2 separate regions of the Homo sapiens genome follow, and region 1 is linked to region 2. A link is a contact called in ENCODE Hi-C or POLR2A ChIA-PET data. All regions are on one chromosome and are shown on one strand. The core of a region is the stretch at or near the end of the contact, and the rest is flanking DNA. Distances in the headings are between cores, read along the strand shown.

What was found. A loop is a pair of places that touch in the nucleus more often than their neighbours do. ChIA-PET counts read pairs that join two places held with the same protein, here RNA polymerase II (POLR2A). Pooled maps may share reads with other maps.
Region 1: a loop to region 2 is called in a map of CD8-positive, alpha-beta T cell, with 8 times the contacts of the local background. The contact joins the promoter of DCTN5 here to the promoter of METTL9 in region 2. A Hi-C loop is called at or near these places in 1 of 168 maps with a recorded cell type or tissue (CD8-positive, alpha-beta T cell), 3 of 37 single-sample maps with no recorded cell type and 10 of 50 pooled maps. POLR2A ChIA-PET finds 5 or more read pairs at or near these places in 2 of 52 experiments (SK-N-SH and activated naive CD8-positive, alpha-beta T cell).

The regions. Positions count from the first base shown.
Region 1 is chr16:23,640,216-23,644,733 of GRCh38, forward strand. DCTN5 (dynactin subunit 5) reads left to right here and starts at 1,251. Exons shown (of 6, transcript NM_032486.4): 1 at 1,251-1,375; 2 at 2,740-2,808. The coding sequence starts at 1,328. PALB2 (partner and localizer of BRCA2) reads right to left here and starts at 1,095. Exons shown (of 13, transcript NM_024675.4): 1 at 895-1,095. The coding sequence starts at 942. RefSeq lists a silencer at 162-396 and an enhancer at 1,524-2,313.
Region 2 is chr16:21,598,211-21,602,083 of GRCh38, forward strand. It overlaps METTL9 (methyltransferase 9, His-X-His N1(pi)-histidine), which reads left to right and starts at 1,367. Exons shown (of 5, transcript NM_016025.5): 1 at 1,367-1,688. The coding sequence starts at 1,524. LOC101927814 (a long non-coding RNA gene) reads right to left here and starts at 1,175. Exons shown (of 3, transcript NR_110930.1): 1 at 446-1,175. RefSeq lists a silencer at 1,354-1,973 and an enhancer at 2,082-2,646.

The sequences.
Region 1 (4,518 bases), core at 1-2,500, 2.0 Mb after region 2:
GGATTATCTTGTTTACTTATAAATGATCTTTCTCACCTCCACCAGAAGGTAAGCCAGGATAAGAATAACATCAGCACAAGCTGGAAACATCCTAAAAGTCTATCAGTAAAGTACAGTCTAAAGAAGCAAGGGCACTTCCAAGGCCAGGTGCAGTGGCGGGTTCGTGTAATCCCAGCTACTCGGGAGGCTGAGGCAGGAGAGTCGCTTGATCCCAGGAAGCGGAGGTTGCAGTGAGCCGAGATCGCGCCACTGCACCCCAGCATGGGTGGCAGAGTGAGACTCTGTCTCAAAAAAGAAGAAAAACAGAAAAGGAAGAAAAAAGAAACAAAACGAGGGCACTTCCAAACTACAACATACTGTCTAGAACTTAAAAAAGAAAGCAAGGTAGATAAACATGTCCTGACAGGAAAGCTAAACGGAACCTGCAGAACCATTCAGATCATACCATTTATGAACATTCCCTTCTCCAAAAAATATACATAGGATTCCTTTTTGGTGGTTAGGGATACGCCCCTCCTCCACCACCCACATTAACACACGAAAGGACCTGGAAGTACCAGACTTAAAAGATTTACTTGAGGCCGTCCGGGGGGAGAAGTAAAGATTGAGGGTGTGGGAGGGGGGAGGAGCAAGGGTGTCGATACAGCTTTATCTACAAACTGTTACACATTGTATTAATGCGCTGCTACTGTAATGAAATTTGTTCTTTAAACGCCACCACGTGAGCACCACGCTATTTCCACATTTTCATTTTCTGTGCCCCCTCAGCCCTAAGAGGAGGGGGTGGTCAGATGATACTGCTGCCCTCGGACTGCCGAGGACACAAAGCCAGGCCTAAAACCCTGGGAAAGCGGGGTCAGAGTCCTGCGTCCGCCCTTCCCGCACCCCCGGCACCTTTTCCTTCTCCTCACAGCTGAGGGGCTTCCCGGGAGGCTCGTCCATCGGGCAGGCGACAGAACGAAAAGAGCAGCCGTCGCCGACCCCAGGCCTGCCGACACCGGGACCCAGTTGGCCCTGGGCCGGGGAGGCGCCCCAGGAAGGAATGGGGAGCCCGGGATCGCACCCTCAGTGCGCGATCAGCTGACCCACGCGGGCCAAGCGCGCCCTAAACTCCGGCCAATTAAATCCACCATTCGGCCTGCGCACGCGCAGCCGTAGACGGCCGAGCAGTGGAGCGAGGCCGCCTAAAGGAGAGCCGCGCTGTCGATGAGTCCCAGTGGGCCACCTGGAGCGGAAGTGGAGGAGCGGCCGGAAGTAGCCGGAATCTCTGAAAGACTGACCGACTGACTCTGACAGGATCCGGGGCTGAGGGAAGGAGGCGGCGGCCATGGAGTTGGGCGAGCTGCTCTACAACAAGTCTGAGTACATCGAGACGGTGCGCGGGTCCAGATATGTATCCTCCTCTTTCCAACCCTGCGTCCCTTTGAGGCCTGGTCGGCGTTCCCAACCTGCCCCTACCCCACCAACCCCTGTCCCTTTGGCCATTAGTCCCGGATTATCTAGCGATGCCCCGTGTACCGTCTGGCTTTGCTGTTTACTCCGCGCTTGGCCAGTTGAGGCCTTTTGTATTTATTCCTGATTTTCTCATAGGGGTAAAGTGCCTTCGGGAGGATAGGACAAGTCCCATCCTGTTCATACGAATTACAGCTCGGACTTCGGGCCCTTTTACACTGCCTTTTGTATCTGTTAACTTGCGCTAAAAACGATTCGGTTCTTTTTTTTTGAGGAAGGGGGTTGGGGGGCGGAGACTCTGTCGCCCAGTCCTGAGGGCCGCGGCGCGATCTCTGCTCACTGCAACCTCCGCCTCCCGGGTTCAAGCGATTCTCCTGCCTCAGCGTCTCGAGTAGCTGGGATTACAGGCGCCCGCCACCACGCCCGGCTAATTTTTGTATTTTTTGGTAGAGACGGGGTTTCACCGTGTTGGCCAGGCAGGTCCCTAACTCTTGACCTCAGGTGATCGACCCGCCTCGGCCTCCCAAAGTGCTGGCATTACAGGCGTGAGCCACCGCACCCTGCCGATTTGGTTCTTTATGATCAGTACATGATATGTTTGTAAAATCTTGGAAACAGGGCAAGTGGTCAATTAACGTTACTATCGTTATTTTGGTTTTCTTTGCTTTCTCACAACTCTGATACTCATAGTCATTATCCTCGTTTTAAGGCCGTAAAGCCCACGCGTGGAAGTGGGATTTGAATCCGCGTCTGTCTGATGCCACCAAGCTATAGACATTCAAATTATGAGTTTATTCCTTGAGTCCCTAGTTTCCTTTGTGTTTTTATTTTTTGAGACAGGTTCTCACTCTGTTGCCCAGGCTGGAGTGCAGTGGCACAATCACAGCTCATTGCAGCCTCGGCCTTCCAGGCTCAAGCGATCCTCTAGCCTCAGCCTTCTGAGGAGCTGGGACTACAGACACGCGCCACCATGCCCGGCTAATTAAAAAATTTTTTTTTTGTTGAGAAGGGGTCTCACTATGTTGCCTAGGCTGGTCTTGAGCTCCTGTCCTCAAGGGATCCGTCTGCCTCAGCCTCTCAAAGTGCTGAGATTACAGGCATGAGCCACCATACTCAGCCATAGTTTCCTAATCCATCATTGCTTTTTTGATATCCTGGACTCACTCCATTGTGGACAGCACCCCACTTTATGTTTTTTTCTCTCAAATGGGAGCTTTCTTGATGGAAACCTGTAGTCCAGAAACCTATTAAGTTTGCTTTCCCCGGTTTTCCGTTGTTTTCTTTTAGGCATCTGGGAACAAAGTCAGTCGCCAGTCAGTGTTGTGTGGAAGCCAGAACATCGTTCTCAATGGCAAGGTAAGGGACAAAGCCAGCTCCAGGCTGCAAACCTTAGCTTGCGTTCTGCTAATTGTCACCACAGCAGGGCAGATAAAATGTTGCCATATCTCCTATTTATTGTTTACATTTTTAATTCTCTTGTTTTTAAATTTTTTATTTTGTAAATTGGATCTCCTTTTTGTTTTTTTTTTGTTTCGGTTTTTTTTGAGACAGTCTCACTCTGTCGCCCAGGCTGGAGTGCAGTGGCCCCATCTCAGGTCGCTGCAACCTCCGTCTCCCAGGTTCAACCAGTTCTCCTGCCTCAGCCTCCCGAGTAGCTGGGATTACAGGCAGCTGCCACCAAGCCCGGCTAATATTTTGTATTTTTAGTAGAGACAGGGTTTCATCATGTTGGCCAGGCTGGTCTTGAACTCCTGCCCTCAAGTGATCCACCCACCTCGGCCTCCCAAAGTGCTGGGATTATAGGTGTGAGCCACTGCACCCAGCCTAAGTTGGATCTCTTGAATGCAAAAAGGTTCAATAAGAGGCAACAGAAAACCTTTTTTCTTTTATGCCAGGAACAAAATACAGTGGTACCTAGAACCAACATTATTTTATGATATAGTGTGCATTAAACTACTGGGCACAAAGTGTAACAGGTAATGAAATATTTGAAGGTAGAAACTAAAGTAATACTTATAAAATTATCTCTTTAGTAAAAATTAATAATTCACTATTAACTGAAACTCTTAAAACGAATGTGACAATTGGAAAAGATATTAAAGTATGAGACAAATATGCAAAGTGGAATCTGAAAGCCTGAGAATCTTGTAATCCAAATAAATTACAATAGCAAAGAGACGAGTATAAACTTGGAAGAGAAAATATCACAGGGTATATTTGAGCTTGACAAACAGTGAAGTTCACAGTTGTTTTCCTGCCATCTGGAACACTCAATTTTGAAATTAATTTTTCTTTAAATATTACATCTCTAACTTCCAGAAGGAAAATAGTCTCCTTATAACCAAGAGATCACAAATATTTTCAGTAGAAGATAATTAGTCTCCATTAAGCCTGTCATACCAAGGAATTAAGTGGAAAAGAAATATAATTCAGTAATTGCTGCTCAGACATACTGTTTCTTTTTTTTCCTTTTTTGTTGAGACAGAGTATTGCTCTGTCACCCAGGTCGGAGTACAGTGGCGCGATCTTGGCTCACTGCAACTTCCACCTCCTGGCATCAGGTGATTCTCCTGCCTCAGCCTCCAGAGTAGCTGGGATTACAGGCTCCCGCCATCATGCCCACCTAATTTTTTTTTTTTTTTTTTTTTTTTGAGATGGAGTCTCGCCCTGTTGCCCAGGTTGGAGTGCAGTGGTGCGATTTTGGCTCACTGTAAGCTCCGCCTCCCAGGCTCACGCCATTCTCCTGCCTCAGCCTCCTGAGTAGCTAGGACTACAGGCACCCACCACCATGCCCAGCTAATTTTTTGTATTTTTATCAGAGATGGGGTTTCACCGTGTTAGCCAGGATGGTCTCAATCTCCTGACCTCGTGATCCACCTGCCTTGTCCTCCGAAAGTGCTGGGATTACAGGCGTGAGCCACCGCGCCTGGCCTAATTTTTGTATTTTTAGTAGAGACAGGGTTTCACCATATTGGCCAGGCTGGTCTTGAACTCCTCACCTCAGATGATCCATCCACTTCAGCCTCCCAAAGTGCTGGGATTACAGGCATGAGCCACCACGCCCAG
Region 2 (3,873 bases), core at 117-2,616:
TGGTGGCGCGCACCCGTAGTCCCAGCTGCTCGGGAGGCTGAGGCAGAAGAATTGCTTGAACCCGGGAGGCGGAGTTTGAAGTGAGCCGAGATCGAGCCACTGCACTCCAGCCTGGAGACAGAGCGAGACTCCACTCCGTTTCAAAAAAAAAAAAAAAAAAAAGCTGTTGGGTAAGGAATGATTTTGTTCCCCATCTGTGGCTCACCACCCCACTGTTTCATAAATGAAAATCTCTGATGTGCAACGCTGAATTAACCAAAAGGCTTACTTCTTTTGTTTTGAACTTAGACACATTTACATTATTTCTGGTGCAGTTAAATTAAAAGCACTTTCCAAACAAACCTAGGAAAGTATTAAAGTTAGGGACTCCCACGAAATGTTACTCCTTAATTGTGGCTTGGATAATAGCAGGAAGAACTGCAGACAGGAACACAGTGTAACTAACCCTTCAGTTCTGAAATGTTGCTAGGTCTCCTCGTGTTATAAATGATCAAATAAATATCCGGGTTAAACACTGCTCCCAGAGCTGAGTTCACTCTTAAGAGTGTTGGGTCCAACTTCCCTGTGCTAATTCAAGGAAACAAGGCAGCCAAGGAGTCTAACTTGAGGTCTTCATTCTTGGGCAGGGCCATCAATACATCTAAAACATTACTTGTGGGTACCCCAGCTGCGGTAGCTTCCCCAAAAGGCAGAATTTTCACTCATTCTTTATAGAAACACGTAGCCAGCAACTTCTCAGGCTTGGGGAACGGGGCAGGCGGGTCGTGGTGGTGGGGAGAGTAGAGGAGGGAGTCTGGCAGGTCGGTTCTAAATGTAAACTGGAAACTACGCATCCGAGCGGGCAACCATCACTGGCACCATTCGTCTCCGGGAAGAACCTGTGTGTGTCAGGATGCACGAAAGGAATGACTCCCCTCTTTGCGCCCCCGGGGTTAACTGCACGACCCTGTCAAAGTCCCGCCGTGGAGTGGGATGAGGGTCGAGAGGTAACCCTGTCAAAGTCCCGCCGTGGAGTGGGATGAGGCGAGGAAAGACTGGAGGTCCTTCCAGCACCACCTTGGAGGGGCAGGGAGGCTGCAGTTACCGCCTTCGGAAGTGATCTCCTCAGCCCTCAAAAAAATTAAAACCACCTCCGCCATTTACTAGAGGCCAAGGCAGGGCCGGGACACGAGAACGCGCTCCGGGCGGATGCGCGCTCCCTTTGTCCCGCCTCCCAGCGGCCCGCTCATTGGACGGAGGGAGGGCGCCGGGGGAGAAAGCGACGCGGCCGCTCGTAAGTGCTCCGGATGGAAACTGGTGCAGGGGGCAGCGGCGTTCCGCGGCCGGAAGGGAAGGGGGAGGTGCCGAGGCTGCGCGCCGGCTGCTCCTCCCCACCCCCAGCCTTTGCCCTGAAGGGGGCTGGATGGGCAAGGCGGCCGCGATGGCTCGAGCTCGGGCGGTGGCGGCGGTGGCCGGAGGCGGCGGTGCCTCCTCCTCCTCGCCCCGGCGCCGGCGGTGATCCGAGCGAGCGGCCGCGGCCCCCGATGAGACTGCTGGCGGGCTGGCTGTGCCTGAGCCTGGCGTCCGTGTGGCTGGCGCGGAGGATGTGGACGCTGCGGAGCCCGCTCACCCGCTCCCTGTACGTGAACATGACTAGCGGCCCGGGTGGGCCGGCGGCGGCCGCGGGCGGCAGGAAGGAGAACCACCAGGTACGGGCTGGGGCCGGGGCCGGGGCGGGGGCGTGGCGGCCCGGCCTTCCCGCGCTGGGCCCGGCTATTGTGCGGGACGGCTCCGCGAGGGGGCGGCCCGGCCCTCGCCCCTCCGCCTCGGCCCCTTGGAAAGTTTTCCCCGCGCCTTCCCCGCCGGGCGTCGACTCCGCGAGCCCCGGGCACCCGGCCGCGGCCCCGCGAGCGCCTTTTGTTCCGCAGCGCAGGCGGGGCATGGCCTCCCGGGCCCGATCGTGAGCGGCCCGGAGCCCCGCATTGTTCCTGGGTCCCGGGCGGTGACTGCGGACGCCCGGCAGCGGGACTGGGGAACTTTGGGGCCAGAGCGTGGCTGGGGGCGCCCGCCTGGCACCGAGGCCTGAGACTGAAGAGACCCGGCCAGATCCATTACCCCGAGAAACAAAACGAAAAGCCAGCCCCTCTTGTTGTCTCGTTGAATCCCAGAACGTACAAAGGGTCGTGAAGAAATGTAACTGTACATCGCAAGCCATTGAACTCTCCAGGCTGATTGGGGTGACATTTCTCCCTAAGCACTTAAAAAATGGGTTTGACAGGTTGTCGCTCCCATCCTACGGAACCTTCCCCTCCTACCTAGCAGAGATCTCCTTTAAACTTGGATTTAGTCAGCCTGCTAGAAAGATTGTGTGTGATGAGGAGGAAGATTATGCAAGTTTTACAGGAAGGGTTTTTAAAACAGAACGGGACGGGAGGGAGTTTTAGTTATGCATCGTGAGCGTTACGCTGTGACCGGGTAGGTAGGCTTTTCATTAGCTCAGTCTTGCGCCACTTAAACGTGTACAGGTTAACTGTAGAATTAAGTGAGATATTTCGTATATGACCTTAACATAGTTTGCAGTTAATGTTAAATTCATTGAAAAGAGGCTTTTGAACTCTGCCAGAGTGTTGGCTTGTCATAGCTAGCATTTATAATACATTTTGCTTTTCCATAGAGTATTAATTATTCCCTATATCATCTTGTGTCTCATCATTTTCATATATTTCTCATTTTCCTACATTACTTTTTTATTATGCCAGGTGTTCAGAGAATTTACACCCAGGTTGATTTCATGTGTTTTAATGAGGGTAGAGAATTGTCTAAGAAGGAGATAGAGCAATTTAGAAAAGTAGCATTTAGTCTTTAGTAATATGTATATTGGGCTTTTTTCTATTGTTAAAGGAATCCTAAATTTCTGTAAATTTTTTTGAAAGCCTCCAGCCATTGCAGTTTGTTAGGTGCAATATCAGTATCATTGATCACTTGTATGATATGGTTAGGAATGTATGTAAACTTAAATTGCAAAACCACATTTATTCCTATGGATTATTTGCTTACACTAGTTCATTCTTATAGAGACAACTCAAAGGTACTGTACCGTTGACTGTACAGTTACCAGAATGTCACATATGGAACAATGGGGTAGACAATGAATTAGAAATGTCATTTTTAACATTTTTAAGCAGTTGATAGAAATAAGGTCCTGGATAGGAGAAAAAGCGATTTATCTCCATTGATGGGGGATTATGGTTGAGTCTCTTAGCTATTGGTATTTATAACACTTATCATGATTACCCCTACTGCAGCCACTTGGTAGGTTTTTAGTGCTCATAAAAGAATTGCACTTATTTTAAAATTGAAACACTATTTCAACACTGTGATGTGTATGGAGGCGGAATTGCAGCTGTAGACATAGCCTCAGAATATCTCCCAGCAGAGGATACTTTCTGACTGTACCTTTTAAAAGCTGAATCTGTTAAGTTCTAATGAAAACTAATACTGGTTTCAGATACGTTTATTTCAGATACCGTATTTATATTCTGTGTGTGTGTGTGTGTGTGTGTGTGTGTGTGTACCCCTTCACTAACAATTCAGCAGATAATTTCTTTAGGGTGAAGACTTAATATGGTGTTTTCTGAATATTTGGGGGATGGGTCAACTCTTTTCCTTAGAATAATGAATCCAGACATTATTTTGACATGAATACATTCATATTATGAAAATAATCGTGCATGAATAAAGATTAAAAGGAACAGAAGAAAGGTGTGTAGAAACCACCATGAGATAAAGTAGGAAACTGTCCTTTCTGCACTGTGGCTGGAGTTGATAATTTGTTTTCCACTTAATATTCCAGGATCCTGGGTTTGCCTTATAACTTCGTTGCTTGTGAAGTAA